Linked DNA regions of Homo sapiens: region 1 is linked to region 2. A link is a contact called in ENCODE Hi-C or POLR2A ChIA-PET data. All regions are on one chromosome and are shown on one strand. Each heading gives the region's core, a stretch centred on a gene start or an enhancer-like site at or near the end of the contact. The rest is flanking DNA. Distances are from core to core; before and after follow the strand shown.

Evidence for each region. A loop is a pair of places that touch in the nucleus more often than their neighbours do. ChIA-PET counts read pairs that join two places held with the same protein, here RNA polymerase II (POLR2A).
Region 1: a loop to region 2 is called in a map of cardiac septum, with 5 times the contacts of the local background. The contact joins the enhancer-like site here to the promoter of MOB2 in region 2. A Hi-C loop is called at or near these places in 3 of 168 maps with a recorded cell type or tissue (breast epithelium, cardiac septum and posterior vena cava). POLR2A ChIA-PET finds 5 or more read pairs at or near these places in 1 of 52 experiments (SK-N-SH).

The regions. Positions count from the first base shown.
Region 1 is chr11:1,436,325-1,443,197 of GRCh38, forward strand. It overlaps BRSK2 (BR serine/threonine kinase 2), which reads left to right. Exons shown (of 20, transcript NM_001256627.2): 3 at 1,982-2,067; 4 at 4,464-4,604; 5 at 6,166-6,282; 6 at 6,782-6,815. Among named protein-coding and RNA genes, the nearest start is that of MOB2, 47 kb to the right of the region's middle. RefSeq lists an enhancer at 524-1,262. Within about 2 kb of position 1,432, at least 2 of the 41 ENCODE cell types and tissues checked have a DNase peak (open chromatin) inside an H3K27ac peak, as active enhancers do.
Region 2 is chr11:1,483,446-1,490,077 of GRCh38, forward strand. It overlaps MOB2 (MOB kinase activator 2), which reads right to left and starts at 3,334. Exons shown (of 5, transcript NM_001172223.3): 1 at 3,002-3,334. The coding sequence starts at 3,111.

The sequences.
Region 1 (6,873 bases), core at 182-2,681, 49 kb before region 2:
GCCCTGCCCACCTTTCTCCTGCCTCCAAGCAGAGTGGGCACCCCTGAGGGGACAGGCTGCAGCTGGGCAGTTCAGTTGCTGCAGGACCTGCTGTGCTAGCAGGCGGGGCTTCAGTGTTCCCAGCTAGAATGGAGAGGAGTTCCCTGCCTCAGAGCACCCCTCTCCTACCAGGGCACAGCTTGGCAGAGGGGAGCTGCACCTTCCTCTTCCACTGGGGCCTGGCCTCCGTCGGCTCCATCCGGTGGTGTCTGGTCACCATGGAGACCAGGCAGGCCCCCTGGGTGGAGGGTTTCTGGGCTGTGACCCACCTCTCAGTGGGGAGGGGGCGGCCCCGGCTGCTGGGAAGCCTGACCCTGGGTGTAGAGGAAGAGGCTGGGGCTCCCAGCTGCTCCGGGTCCCACCCACAGTGGGACCTGGGCTGGCAGCGTGCGACCCTCCCAGCACTGGGGCCAGTCGAGCCCCCTCCTCTCCCTTCCTCTCCATTCGCTCCTTGGCATGCAGGGCTGCGGGTGGGGCAGGACCCGGGGACGAGGCCAGTGGGAGTGGCCAAGAGAGGGGAGGCTTGTGGAAGGTGCTAAGGGTTGGGGACTGTGACATGTTGGGCACCCCCCAGCTGCTGGGGTGTGGAGGAATTAACCAGACTAAACTGGGGAGGCCTGGGGACCCTATGGGGAGGTGGGGGTGGGGTTAAGGGCTGCTGAGGGCTGCCTGGATGGGGCTGGCAGGGTCCCACCCTGCCTTGGAGGAGAAACAGAGGCCCTGGGAGTGATGGGGCCAGGACAGCGCCTGGCAGAGAGATCCAGTGCGGGGCGTAGCTGGGGAGAGTCCCATGCTGAATTTGGGAGGTGCCTGTGAGCCCCGACTAAAGGAGGGCCTGGGGATGCGGGAAAGGGGAGGTGTCCCTGTCACCTGCAGGCGCTGTGCACAGATGTCCGCCTGGGAGGGAAGGACTTGGGGACAGGCTGGCCAACTCGCCAGGGCTGGGACCCCATCACAAGACTGGCCCTAGCTCCAAAGCCTGGTCCACGCTGGCTCCTGAGGGCTGGGACCCCAGGCCGTGGCCTCACTGGCCCCACCACTGACACGGCCACTTCTTTGTGCTGGGCGGAGCACCAGCTGCCCGTGGCCAGGCTTGCATGTCTGAGGGAGGGGGCCCTGCCCTTACCTCGGAGCAGGACTGGGTGTCCTGAGTCAGGTGCCCTCTGGGGTCACTTCTGCCCCTCCCTGGGGCCCTCCCCACTTGGGGGACAGTACCAGCTGGGAGCCTGTGGATGGGGGGCACGTGCCCTGCCCACGGCCTGCACACCTACTGTATGTCCCACACACAACAGGATGCCTGCCCCCACCTCATGGGGCCCACAGAGGCCTGTCCCGGCCCCTCCTCCTGTGAGGCCTCCACCGTAAGGAAGGGCGGAGCCCAGGCACAGCCTGCCTGGAAGGGCCCTGCATCCGACTGGCTGGGAGCCTGGGAGGCCTTATCTCCAACAGCTCCAGGCCCCATTCCTGAGGCTGGGCTCACAGAGAGGCCCAGGCTGCCTGCCTTCCTGGGCAGTGTGGGGAGGGGCCCTCCTGCTCCAGGGGCCCCCAGTCCTCAGCCCTACAGGCTGGTGTCAGCCCGGCGGCCTGGGCTCCCTCCACTGAGGCCCCTGCCCTCTGCCCTCTCCACCAGCCAGGGCCCCAGCTGAGCAGCCCACGTCCCTGCATCCCCCACAGCTGGCACCAAAGGCCCCTGCGTCCCCCACAGCTGGCACCAAAGGCCCCTGCGTCCCCCACAGCTGGCACCAAAGGCCCCTGCGTCCCCCACAGCTGGCACCAAAGGCCCCTGCGTCCCCCACAGCTGGCACCAAAGGCCCCTGCGACCCCCACAGCTGGCACCAAAGGCCCCTGCGACCCCCACAGCTGGCACCAAAGGCAGTGTCTGTGGGGAGCGATGCGTGCCCCAGCCCTGTGAGCGTGATGTTCTCTGGCCTCTCCCATGCAGGTGGAGCGGGAGATCGCGATCCTGAAGCTCATTGAGCACCCCCACGTCCTAAAGCTGCACGACGTTTATGAAAACAAAAAATATTTGTAGGTATTGCTGGGTCTGAAGAGCTGGGGTGGCGGAGGTGGCAGCTGTCGCTGCAGGGGTGGGTGTCTGGGGCTTGGGGAGCACAGGGGCTGGAGGCCAGGGGCGCCTGCTGCATCCCAGCAGCCCTGGCCCTGCTAGCATGAACACCTGCCTGGGTAGGGTCTCAGCCCAGGCTGCTGTGGTCTCTGCTTCTGGACCAAACCGGAGACCTGGTCTGTGGAGGCTCGCAGAGCCACCAGCCTGAGGCTGGCAAGGGGGAACAGGACCTTCTGGAGGGGAGATAGGAGTTTCAGGGCAAGGGGCAGGAGCACCTGGCCCTCCCCACATGGCCACGCTGAGCCTCCTGGCCTCTGCCCAGGACGTCCCCAGCCCTGGGCAGTGAGCCATGTCTCTATCCCTGAGGCTCCCTCACACGAGGCACAGCCACCAGGATCCCGCCCTGGCTGGACCGTGGCTGAGTGTGGCTGAAAGTGTCACCTCCGCAGCCGCTGAGGCCAGCAGAAATCCCTACCCTGTCCCAGGCATGCCTGGCTGTGAACCCCATCCCCCCAGACCCAGCCTCAGGGAGCTCCTGGGAATGGGCACAGTGGTCACTCACGGCAGTCTCCTCTGTGTGCTCTGATGGGGCTTTCTGACAGATGAGGCGCTGCTGCCCAAGGGCTGTCTGGCCTTGAGCCTCATCTGACCCTCGCTGGTCCCAGGGCGGCGGCGTGACCTGCCAGGTGATCCTAGCCGGGCATCTCTGAGGCATCAGGCTCTGAGGGAGCAGGGAACATACAGGGCTGGGCTGGGGGCTGCCCTCAGGGTGAGCTGGCTGAGGGCCTGGCTGAACCCAGCAGCTCCCCTTCCCCCAGCAGCAACGTCCACGCTTGCTCTGGCCTGGGTTTCTGCATTCTCGTGGGGAGCATGTGCAGGTGGCCAGCTCGTGTGTAGCTGGGGAGAGGAAACCCAGGGTTGGGGTGTGGGGAGCCCGCCTGCCCCACCATGAGCAGGGGCTCAGAAACTGTCACCAGAGGACTGGGGGGGCGGGGGTGGTCCTGGCCCTGATGCTGGCAAGGTGGACTGTGACAAGGGGCATGGCTTCCTCATGGTGACACGGTGCCGGTGCAGTGGGGTCCTGGGGAGGCCTTCTCGGAGGGGAGGGCAGGGGAGTGCGGGGGGGATGGGCACAGCAGGCCAAGGCCCAAGAACAGGAAAGAGCCCAGGAGGTGGGCATGGCCGGGCTCGCGGCTTCTCCCGAGGTCTGGCCCTGGGTGTTGTCCCACCCCCTCTGGACACCATGTGGCCTATGCTGAGCCTTGGGCCTGGCCGCCCCCCTGCCCAGAATCCCACCCTGGCCCCCACCACCTTCCCCTGCCCTGAGGGCTTCACACCTTCCTCTGCCCTGAGGGCTTCACACCTTCCCCTGCCCTGGGGGCTTCACACCCTCCCCTGCCCTGAGGGCTTCACACCTTCCCCTGCCCTGGGGGCTTCATATCTTCCCCTGCCCTGGGGGCTTCACACCTTCCCCTGCCCTGGGGGCTTCACCACAACCTCTGCTCCCATCCCCACACTGGGCCCTTGACTCCTGCCAAAACCAGCTCCTGGGACAGCCAGTCATCCCAGTCCGCACGGCAGCTCTGAGCATGCACCAAGGTGCCACCCCCTTGGCTGTACAGCCCCCCTACATCACCACAGCCACACCAGGGGCCACCACCCTCACAGGCCTCCCCCCCGAGCTGGTTCAGCCTGGGTGGAGCGGCCCCCAAGCAGCTGCATGCAGCGTCCCACGGGCCTCTCACCAGGAACCAGCCCCTCAGGACCCTCCATGTGGCTGAGACCCCACGGGGGCGGTGCTGGGAGCCCACCAGGGCAGGAAGGGGAGGGCCAGGCCAACCTTTTCCTCACCCCCTTCCCCTGGCCCTCACACCTCCTGTTCCCCCCACAGAGGCCCAGACAGTCCCTGGGCCCCTGGATGCGGCTGCGTGGTCTCCCTGCTCGGTGCCTGTGCCACTGAGGACCACAGGGTGTGAGGGCCAGAGCAGGCAGGGCAGAGTCCCGAGGCTACCCCATGCACCGAGCCTTGGCCCCAGCACCCGCCACACTCAGCCTGTGGGTTCCAAACCCTCCCTGGCGGCTGTGCCCCCAGAACCATCCCTTCACCTGTCCCTCCACCCTCACCCCACCCCACCCCAACCCAGGCTCCTTGAAGACTCATTTGAGGTCCACCCCCAGGAGCCCAGATGGTTTGAGATCCACCATAGTCAGGGCTCCTCTCAGCTGCCCCCCCAGCCAGCAAGAGGATGGGGGCGGCCTGCAGAGAGGCTGGGCCAGGAGGCGGCTGTGGGAGGCCCTGGGATGAGGAGGGGCGGCGGGCAGCCACAGCTGGGCGCACTGGTGGCCCCGTCTCCTGCAGGTACCTGGTGCTAGAACACGTGTCAGGTGGTGAGCTCTTCGACTACCTGGTGAAGAAGGGGAGGCTGACGCCTAAGGAGGCTCGGAAGTTCTTCCGGCAGATCATCTCTGCGCTGGACTTCTGCCACAGCCACTCCATATGGTGAGGCCCCACCCCTGGTGCCCCCCACTCCCCAGGGACCCCCACACCCAGTGCGCTACCACAGATGCCCCCTGTGCCCCAAGGACTACACCCCCTATGGTGCTATTCCGAGGTACACCATGCCCCCCATTAGCTGCCCCTCAAGTGCACCATCTCCTCCTCCCCATTAGCTGCCCCTCAAGTGCACTGTCCCCTCCATTAGCTACCCCTCAAGTGCACCGTCCCCCCATTAGCTGCCCCTCAAGTGCACCGTCCCCCCATAGCGGCCCCTCAAGTGCACCATCCCCCCCATTAACTACCCCTCAAGTGCACCGTCCCCCCCATTAGCGGCCCCTCAAGTGCACCCTCCCCCCCATTAGCTGCCCCTCAAGTGCACCATCCCCCCCATTAACTACCCCTCAAGTGCACCATCCCCCCCATTAGCGGCCCCTCAAGTGCACCGTGCCCCCCATTAGCTGCCCCTCAAGTGCACTGTCCCCCCATAGTGGCCCCTCAGGTGCACCGTCCCCCCCATTAGCTACTCCTCAAGTGCACCATCCCCTCCCCCCCATTAGCTACCCCTCAAGTGCACCGTCCACCCCATTAGCTACCCCTCAAGTGCACCGTCCACCCCATTAGCTACCCCTCAAGTGCACCGTCCCCCCATTAGCTACCCCTCAAGTGCACCATCCCCCTCATTAGCTACCCCTCAGGTGCATCATCCCCTCCTCATTAGCTGCCCCTCAAGTGCACCATCCCCCCCATTAGCTGCCCCTCAAGTGCACTGTCCCCCCATAGTGGCCCCTCAGGTGCACCGTCCCCCCCATTAGCTACTCCTCAAGTGCACCATCCCCTCCCCCCCATTAGCTACCCCTCAAGTGCACCGTCCACCCCATTAGCTACCCCTCAAGTGCACCGTCCACCCCATTAGCTACCCCTCAAGTGCACCGTCCCCCCATTAGCTACCCCTCAAGTGCACCATCCCCCTCATTAGCTACCCCTCAGGTGCATCATCCCCTCCTCATTAGCTGCCCCTCAAGTGCACCGTCCCCCCCATTAGCTACCCCTCAAGTGCACTGTCCCCCCCACCCCATTAGCTACCTCTCAAGTGCACCATGTGCACCAGGTGCTTCCCTTTTCCCCCTGAGGACCCCCTGCACCTCCCCTTTCCCGAGTGGGCAGTGTGTCGGGAAGTTTTCTGCCTGGCACCCACCCAAGCACTCTGGGAGCCCCTCGGCCTTTCCAGGGGCCATTGCTTGCATCCCTACGTGCCTGGGGGCCCTAGGTTGGTCTAGGCCAGAGCAGGTGTGCTAGGGAGCAGGAGGGGGCAGGAAGGAGCCTGCCAGGGTGCAGGAGGGCATGGCAGGAGAAACAGGGATGCCTGACCAAAGGCCAGAGCCAAACGGACCAGGCAGGCGACTTCTGATTGGCTGCCTATGACATCACCAGGCTGGGCTGCTATTGGCCCTTATGTGTGATTGGCGTTTGGAGAGGCAGTGGGCTCTGGGCAGGGGGTCTCCAGGGCGGGGAGGCGCTCAAGGCAGAGACTGGCCCTGTTCAGCCTCACCACCCTCCTCCCCAGCCACAGGGATCTGAAACCTGAAAACCTCCTGCTGGACGAGAAGAACAACATCCGCATCGCAGACTTTGGCATGGCGTCCCTGCAGGTTGGCGACAGCCTGTTGGAGACCAGCTGTGGGTACGTGGCCCTCTGCCCTGGAGAGAGGCTGGGGGACAGGCTGGGCTGGGGGAAGAGGAGCCAGTGGACTGAGAGGCCCCCAGCCTGCCTGAGCCTCCCGGCACCCCACAGGCAGGCCCCCCACAATGTGCCTGAGCCTCCCAGTACCCCACAGCCTGGTGGTGGTGGGGAGACAGGCCTCCCGGCACAGTAAGGGTAGGGGTACAGCCCTGGCCCTGGCCTGCCTGGGAGAGAGGCTGGGACCCACTTACATGCCCCTCTCCTGGGGACCCCCTGGCCCCTGCCCAGCCGAGTGGGCAGACAGCTTTGGGCGCAGCAGAGACCCAGTGCCCCACCTTGATCTCCTCCCAAAAGCCCGCCTGGGGATGCAGGGAATGTGGGGGCGTCTGGCACCACAGCCCTGGAGGCCTCCTTGAGGGCCCTGCGGTGCACCATCACCCTGGGGGGAGGGCCTGGCAGCGCCCGGAGCCCCGCCGCTGACCTCTGCCCTTGCCCGCAGGTCCCCCCACTACGCCTGCCCCGAGGTGATCCGGGTGAGTCAGCGCCGCCGCGTGCAGCTCTGTGGGGCCCAGGGTGGCGGGGACCTGACCC
Region 2 (6,632 bases), core at 2,084-4,583:
AGTCCCTCACACTATTCCAACAGGTGGGCTCTGAGCCTGGGTCCTGCCTGGCAGGCACCATGCACTTAGGAGGGCCGGGCCAGATGGAACCACCTCCTTCCTGCCTCCCACACACTCACCAGCCTCACCTCCCTCCTCCCTGCTCTAGATGACCTGTCCTGCCTGCCACAGGGGTCTGCACCCTGTTTGTGGGCACCAGCTGCTGCTCTGCCAACTTGCCCATCTTACACCAGGCCTAGCAAACTTCTCCTGGTCCTTTAAGAGCCTGTCAAATGCCACCCTCCCCATTCTCGCCAGTGGTACCCATGACGTGCCAGTCGGCCTCCTTGGCACCCAGCACGTAACTGATCCCTACTGGGAAGTGAGGCAATCCCTGCTAGACACAAATTTGGTGGGCAAGGGAAGGGGCACAGGGAGGCATCAGAGCTGCTGGGCTCCCGTGGAAAACTTAGACAACCACACAGTCAACACACAGGGGGTCTCACCCTGCCCACAGCAGGTGCACACTGCTTCACAGGCAGGGGGAGCTGGGGAGTGGGCTGGGAGCCGCCCACTCCTCATCCGCCCTGAGGGACGAGGACAGCACAACCGAGTGCCCTGCACCTTTGCCACGAGTGTCAACTTCATTATCACAGGGATGGAATCCTGGCCAGGCCCCACGGCCCACAGGAATGGGGTGCTCCAGGCTCAGAGACCCCCACTCGCCCAGAGCACGCTTGCTATGGAAGTCGAGCCTGTAGACCCTGAGGTGAGTGGGCAGCAGCAGGAGGTGGCCCTCATCTGGCACTTCCCACCACAGGTCAACGCCAAGGGGTGGGGCAGGCACGAGGGGCCCAGAAATACAAGTCCCCAAGCCCAGGCCTGGAAAATACGGTGACCAGGCAGCGTGTGGGGTGCAGGAGAAAGGCCCGCAGGTGACGCCTCTGAGGAGGGCATGGTCCTTGGACCCCACTCAGCCATCTGCACCGGGCCCCTCATGCTCCTTGGTTCGGGTGAATGTCAGTGCTGGTTGGTCCACCCAGAGCCTGAAAGTCAAGGCTCCCAGTGACCCCTTCCCCCAAGACCCGGCCAGGCAGAGCCCCCAGTAGCCACCCGGTACAGAGCCTGGGTCTCAGCACACCTTGCTGCCCAGGGTGCACGCCACGGGCACCTCCTGTCACCCCAACATGCAGGGAGGGCACCACATGCTGGGGTGCTTGGCGCCACCCCCACCCCTACATTTCTGATGTGGCCTTCTGGGTGTTGAGGGGGGGCCTGAAAACTGCATTTCTAACACCGTGTTCTAACCCGAGTTCTCCCTGGGTGCTGATCCCACTTCTGTCACACGGCCTCAGGCTGAGGGGTGGGAAGGCCTCCGGAGCCCCTGTCCATCTCTCAGCACAGCCTGCACTGCCCACAGGCTTCAGCCAGCTGGAAGCTGTGGAGTGTGGCTTCTTTTCTTCTGAGTTTAATTGTCTGCCCCCCCAAACAGGTCAGCAGCCCCAGACAAAGCGAGCTTTTACCAGCCTACTGTGCCCTCTGCAGAGGCCCATTGAGAAGGAAAAAGCCAAGATGGCACAAGGAACGCCCGCAGACATCCCAGACCAAACGTCCAAACAGGCAGGTGCTGCTGCTGTCCTAGAACCTCAGCCCCACGTGGCCACCATGCTCCACTGCGCCTCGGCCCCTCCATGCATCCAGCTCCCAGCCAAGGTGGCTTCCTCATCGCTTCCTTTGAAACCTTCCTGAGCCCCAGGGAAGGGACTCCGCCCGTCTTCCTTAGGGCCTGGCTGGGCTCCAGGCCTGCCTCTGTGTCTCCTGTGGAGCTGCCTTCGGCATTTGGCCTCAGACACACAAGCACACACTGGCACAGGCACACACACACACACGCCAGTCCCCTCACACCACTGATGTCAGGCACCATTCCTGATTTGAACTCACGAGTACTGCCAACTTGCCCACACATTTCCAAAACCTCACAGTTTCACCTTAAGATAGGACATCCTAGGCAGGGTCACCGGCCGGCACTCTTGTGTCTACTTGTGGAGCCCTCCCTGTTGAATGCACAGGTGATCGGGAGATAGGGAAGGAGCCTATGAAGAGAAAGATGGAGCCGGGTGCCCAGGGACAGGCAGAGGCACGGAGATGCACACGGGTGCCGCAGCCCCCGGCCCTTGGAGGGCACGTCCAGCAGGCCACGCTCGCCTCACACCCCCACCAGGCAACCCCACCCGGGAGGACACACTCACTGCTGCAGCTGGCTGTGCCTGCCCCACTCCCCCGGCCCCTCATGCCCACACACGGGTGCACACTCCCACACACACGGGTGCACGCTCCCACACACTTGGGCGCACACTCCCACACACGCCCCTGCACACACCGAGCTGAGTGGTGTGGGCAGGGAGGCACCCCCGCAGCAGGTCAGAGAAAGTACAGGTGAGAAAAATGTCAAAAATGGATTTTCCGGCAACATCCCTATGGCAGCCAGCACAAAAATAGGCACCCGGGAACCCCATGCCACTTCTCTGGACAAGGCCACACAAGGACAGACTCCGGGTCACCTCTGCCTGGGTGGCTGAAGCCCCTGCCCAGGGCACAAACAGCCGCACGCTGGGACAAAGACAGGCACACCTGCTGGCGGCTGAGGAACCACACCCTGTGGGTTGCGGGAGGACAAGGCAGGCTCCTGTGCCGGCAAGGTGGGGTCAACCCCGAAGGTCGAGGACACCAAGACCCGCTCCTCTCCCACAGAGCAACAGGAAGTGCAGGCGGCTAAGGAAAGCCCCACTGGGCAGGGCTCCAGAGCAAACCCGCCAGGCTGGCCCGGGACTGCACAGCCGCCTCTGCCCTGGACAGCTTGCGTGTGGCCCAGCACAGCTCGCTGCACAGCCGCCGGCCACACTGGGAGGGCAGCCACGGACACAGTCCGCCGCCTCCCCACCCTGACCTCCTTCCTGGGGGCAAGAACAGGGCAGACAGATGTGCTACACACCCCTCCCCCAGCCAGGCTGGCAGGTGTTACCTGAGCACTTTGCTGACAGCCTGAAGCACCATTTTGCAGCAGAGTCCACTTTGCAGGGACTGGCCGGGCCGGGCTTGGTCTTCAGGGAGACTGCAGTGGTCTCCCAGCATGAGTGGGCGACGGGAAGGTGGGGAGGAGAAGCGGGGCGGGGTGCCGGCTGGCCAGCACTCGCAAATGCCTGCTGCCGGGCCCTCCAGCCTCACTCCCTGGCCAATGGGACGCCTGGCAGAGACAAACAGCTGCCCCCTTTCCAGAGGCAAGGGCTGGCCAAGGCTGGTGAAACGAGGGAGCGTCTGAATTGGCCTTTTCCAAGTGGCATGGCTGCCAGAAGAGGCGGTGGGGGTGGGACCAGAAGGGAGGGGACAGGGCCGTCCTTGGCCTGCAAGAAGGGTCCATCAGAAAGGTCCTGGGCTCCACCTCAGGCTGCCAGAAGAGGCGGTGGGGGTGGGACCAGAAGGGAGGGGACAGGGCCGTCCTTGGCCTGCAAGAAGGATCCATCAGAAAGGTCCTGGGCTCCACCTCAGGCTGCCAGAAGAGGCGGTGGGGGTGGGACCAGAAGGGAGGGGACAGGGCCGTCCTTGGCCTGCAAGAAGGATCCATCAGAAAGGTCCTGGGCTCCACCTCAAGGTCCTCTGCTGCCAAGCCCCCAGGAAAGGCCTTCTGAACACAGGCAGCAACTCTGCTGACGAGCTCCAGGTCGATGGCACTCCCCTCTCCCTTGTCCGGCCCAGCCTAGCCCAGTCAGTGCTCGGGCCAGGGACGGACAGACGGACAGACAGATGGGCCGCCCTGCCCTGCAGTGTGTACGCAGCTGGAGGCACTCAAAGTGGCTTTCCTGCTGGATGGCCCTGGAGAGAGAAGGGGCCGACCAGCTTCTGCGGTGCCTGGACGGTGCTGGGCTGAGGCTGCTGCCAGCCAGGACCACAGGGCACCCAGCCCAACAGAAATGCCCACAGCAGCTCCCCATGGGGGCGCACAGAGCGGCACGGCCCCGGCCTTCCTTCTGGCTGGTCTGCACACAGGAGACCACCACATCCTGAAAATGCAAACACCTGAGAGGGCAATGCTCTCTCCTCATCCTGAGTCAGCGTGGACCCCACTGGCAGTGACAGCCCCCTGACAACACGGGGTCATCAGGAGCATCCCCCACCCGCATGGGAGCCATACTTCCTGTGCTTCCTGCCAATCAAGAGACCCCAGCATCTCCAGCCACTGCCCCTCAGAAGCTGTCCCAGCACCTCTGTCGGTGTGAAGCCCTGTAGGAGTCAGGACACAGCCTGAGGTACCAGCTGCTGCGGGGAGCACAGAGCCATCAGGAAAGCAGCCAGGGTAGGCTCACCCCCATCAATACCAGCCCCCATGGGAGTTGTGGTGTCTGGACTGCACGCACACACACAGCCTGGGCGCACGGGGAGACAGCACACCAACCCAGCACAGACACACTCTCCAGGAGCCACAGCAGAGGATGGCCCCAGGCCGGCCCCCGCCTCCCTAAGCAGCAGCAGCAGCAGGCCCAACAGGCTGCAGTTTCATTTTCCCCACTAGGCCAGTCCCTAAGCCATGCTCTGAGCAGTGCGTAACTGGTCTCTACAGAACAAACAGCCCGGTGAGGCTCAGGACGTCCATGCGCCCACAGGCCTTCCTCTGCCTTGGCAAGGCCATCCCACAGCCCTGTGGTGCCACACGCACCTAGGCACCGTGCTCACGGCTGCCGGTCTGCCCTCGGGGGCTCCACCAACAGCAGGGACACAGGTGCTGGCAGGTCACCCAAGTGGCAAAGGGAGCCACAGGAAGAGCGGGCTCCAGGCCTGGGGAGGCCCCCGTGAGTAGCAGGGCTGGGACCAGGAGGTGCATGACGCAGACCTGCCCACTCTCGGGAGGCATGGCCTGGACAGAGAAGGCCGTGCAGAGGCCCATGACAGGGAGAATGAGCTGCTGGGGGTTGGAGGGCAGAGCATAAAGGAAGCTGGGGATGGTGGAGGCTTCGGGCACAAGAAGCCAGGCAACCAGGCAAGGCAATGGTGAGGGTGGCACGGGGGCGGGGGAACAGTCAGGACAAGGTGCCGGGTAGGGTGGGGGGAGCACACCAAGCGTGCCTAGTCTGGTCCAGGCAAGGCAGTGGTGAGGGTGGCACGGGGGCGGGGGAACAGTCAAGACAAGGTGCCCGGTAGGGTGGGGGAGCACACCAAGTGTGCCCAGTGGGTCTGGTCAGCACACGGCAGCTCTGTGGCTTATGCCACTGTCCCGAGAGGGCTGGGCTGGCGCCAGAGGAACGTCCACATTCATCTGTGTTTGTTCACTGGGGGACACGTGCAGGGAGCAGGTATTCCTATTGATCAAAACTTAGGTAGTGGGGCAGGAGTGGGGTAGGGTGAGGGGCAGCTGGAACCCACAGACACTGAGCGACAGACACTGCACTGGGAAGAGGAGCAGACCTGGAGCAGGCTCTGCAGACTCCACGAGGAGCTGCCACAGAGGCCCGCAGGCCAGTGACGGGTGCCAGTGTGGCCTGGCCCCGCCACCCCAGAAAAGGAAGAGCAAAAGCACCTTCTGGGCACAGCCAGGGCCAGGAGCTGGCCAGGAACAGAGAGCACAGGAGCGGGGCAGAGGCACCACGCAGGGGGGAACGGTCGCAACCAAGGCGGGACGGGGCAGGGGGCACGGGCCATGTGTCTGTGTCAGAGGTTATTTTACCTTTAATAAGCTTTTAGTTTTAGAAAAGTGTTAGATTTACAAAGAACTGCAAACACAGAATCCCCATGGCCCCCCACTCACTCTTCCTATTGCTAACCCTTACACTAGGATGGTCTGTTTGTTAACAATGAACAAATCCACATTGATGCAGCAAGGTCCAAACTTGACTCAGACGTCTGGATCCATCCATTGCTCTCCTCACGACGAGGCTGGGCTGTGGGTGTGGGTAGGAAGAGCACAGAGGGAAATGTCCCCCTCGTCGCCCCGTGCCCACGGCCCGTCCTGTCAGCACGGCTCATCGCGGGAGGTGCTCCCGATCTCCTGGCTGAGGCTGTGACTGCCAGGCCTCCCCACGCAAAGACGCTCTCGTCTTCCCCGCCCCGCACCGCGCTCTCGAACGAAGCTGCTGCACGCAGACCACACTGAAGGGGTGGGGACCACCCCTTACCACCCTGACGGAGGAGTAGCTACGGGAATTACTGGAAGTTCGGCACCAGAGAGCGGCCTCTTCTTGGTCACTCATTTATATATTCAGCCATTTGTTTATATTGGGATGAAGTCCTGGCTATTGAGGCTGCACTCCGAGCTAGAACACAACACTACTTTGTTTTGTGAATCACACTGTCCGTCCTTGGCCCTGGGGAGCTCCTGCCATCAGCTGCTGGGTCCCCTGATGCACCCCCATCAACAGACTTTTCATTTTGGGGCATGTCCTGATTTCCTGGCACTGCAGGGTGCTCCAGGCTCCCCCTGCATTCCCAGCCCCAGCCCGGGAATCAGCCCCTTCTCCAAGGAGCCCTGGTTCTTTTCATTAGAAAATATTAAAAACTGGCCAGGCAGCCGGGCGTGGTGGCTCACGCCTGTAATCCCAGCACTTTGGGAGGCCAAGACGGGCCTCCCACAAGGTCAGGATCACAAGGTCAGGAGATCGAGACCA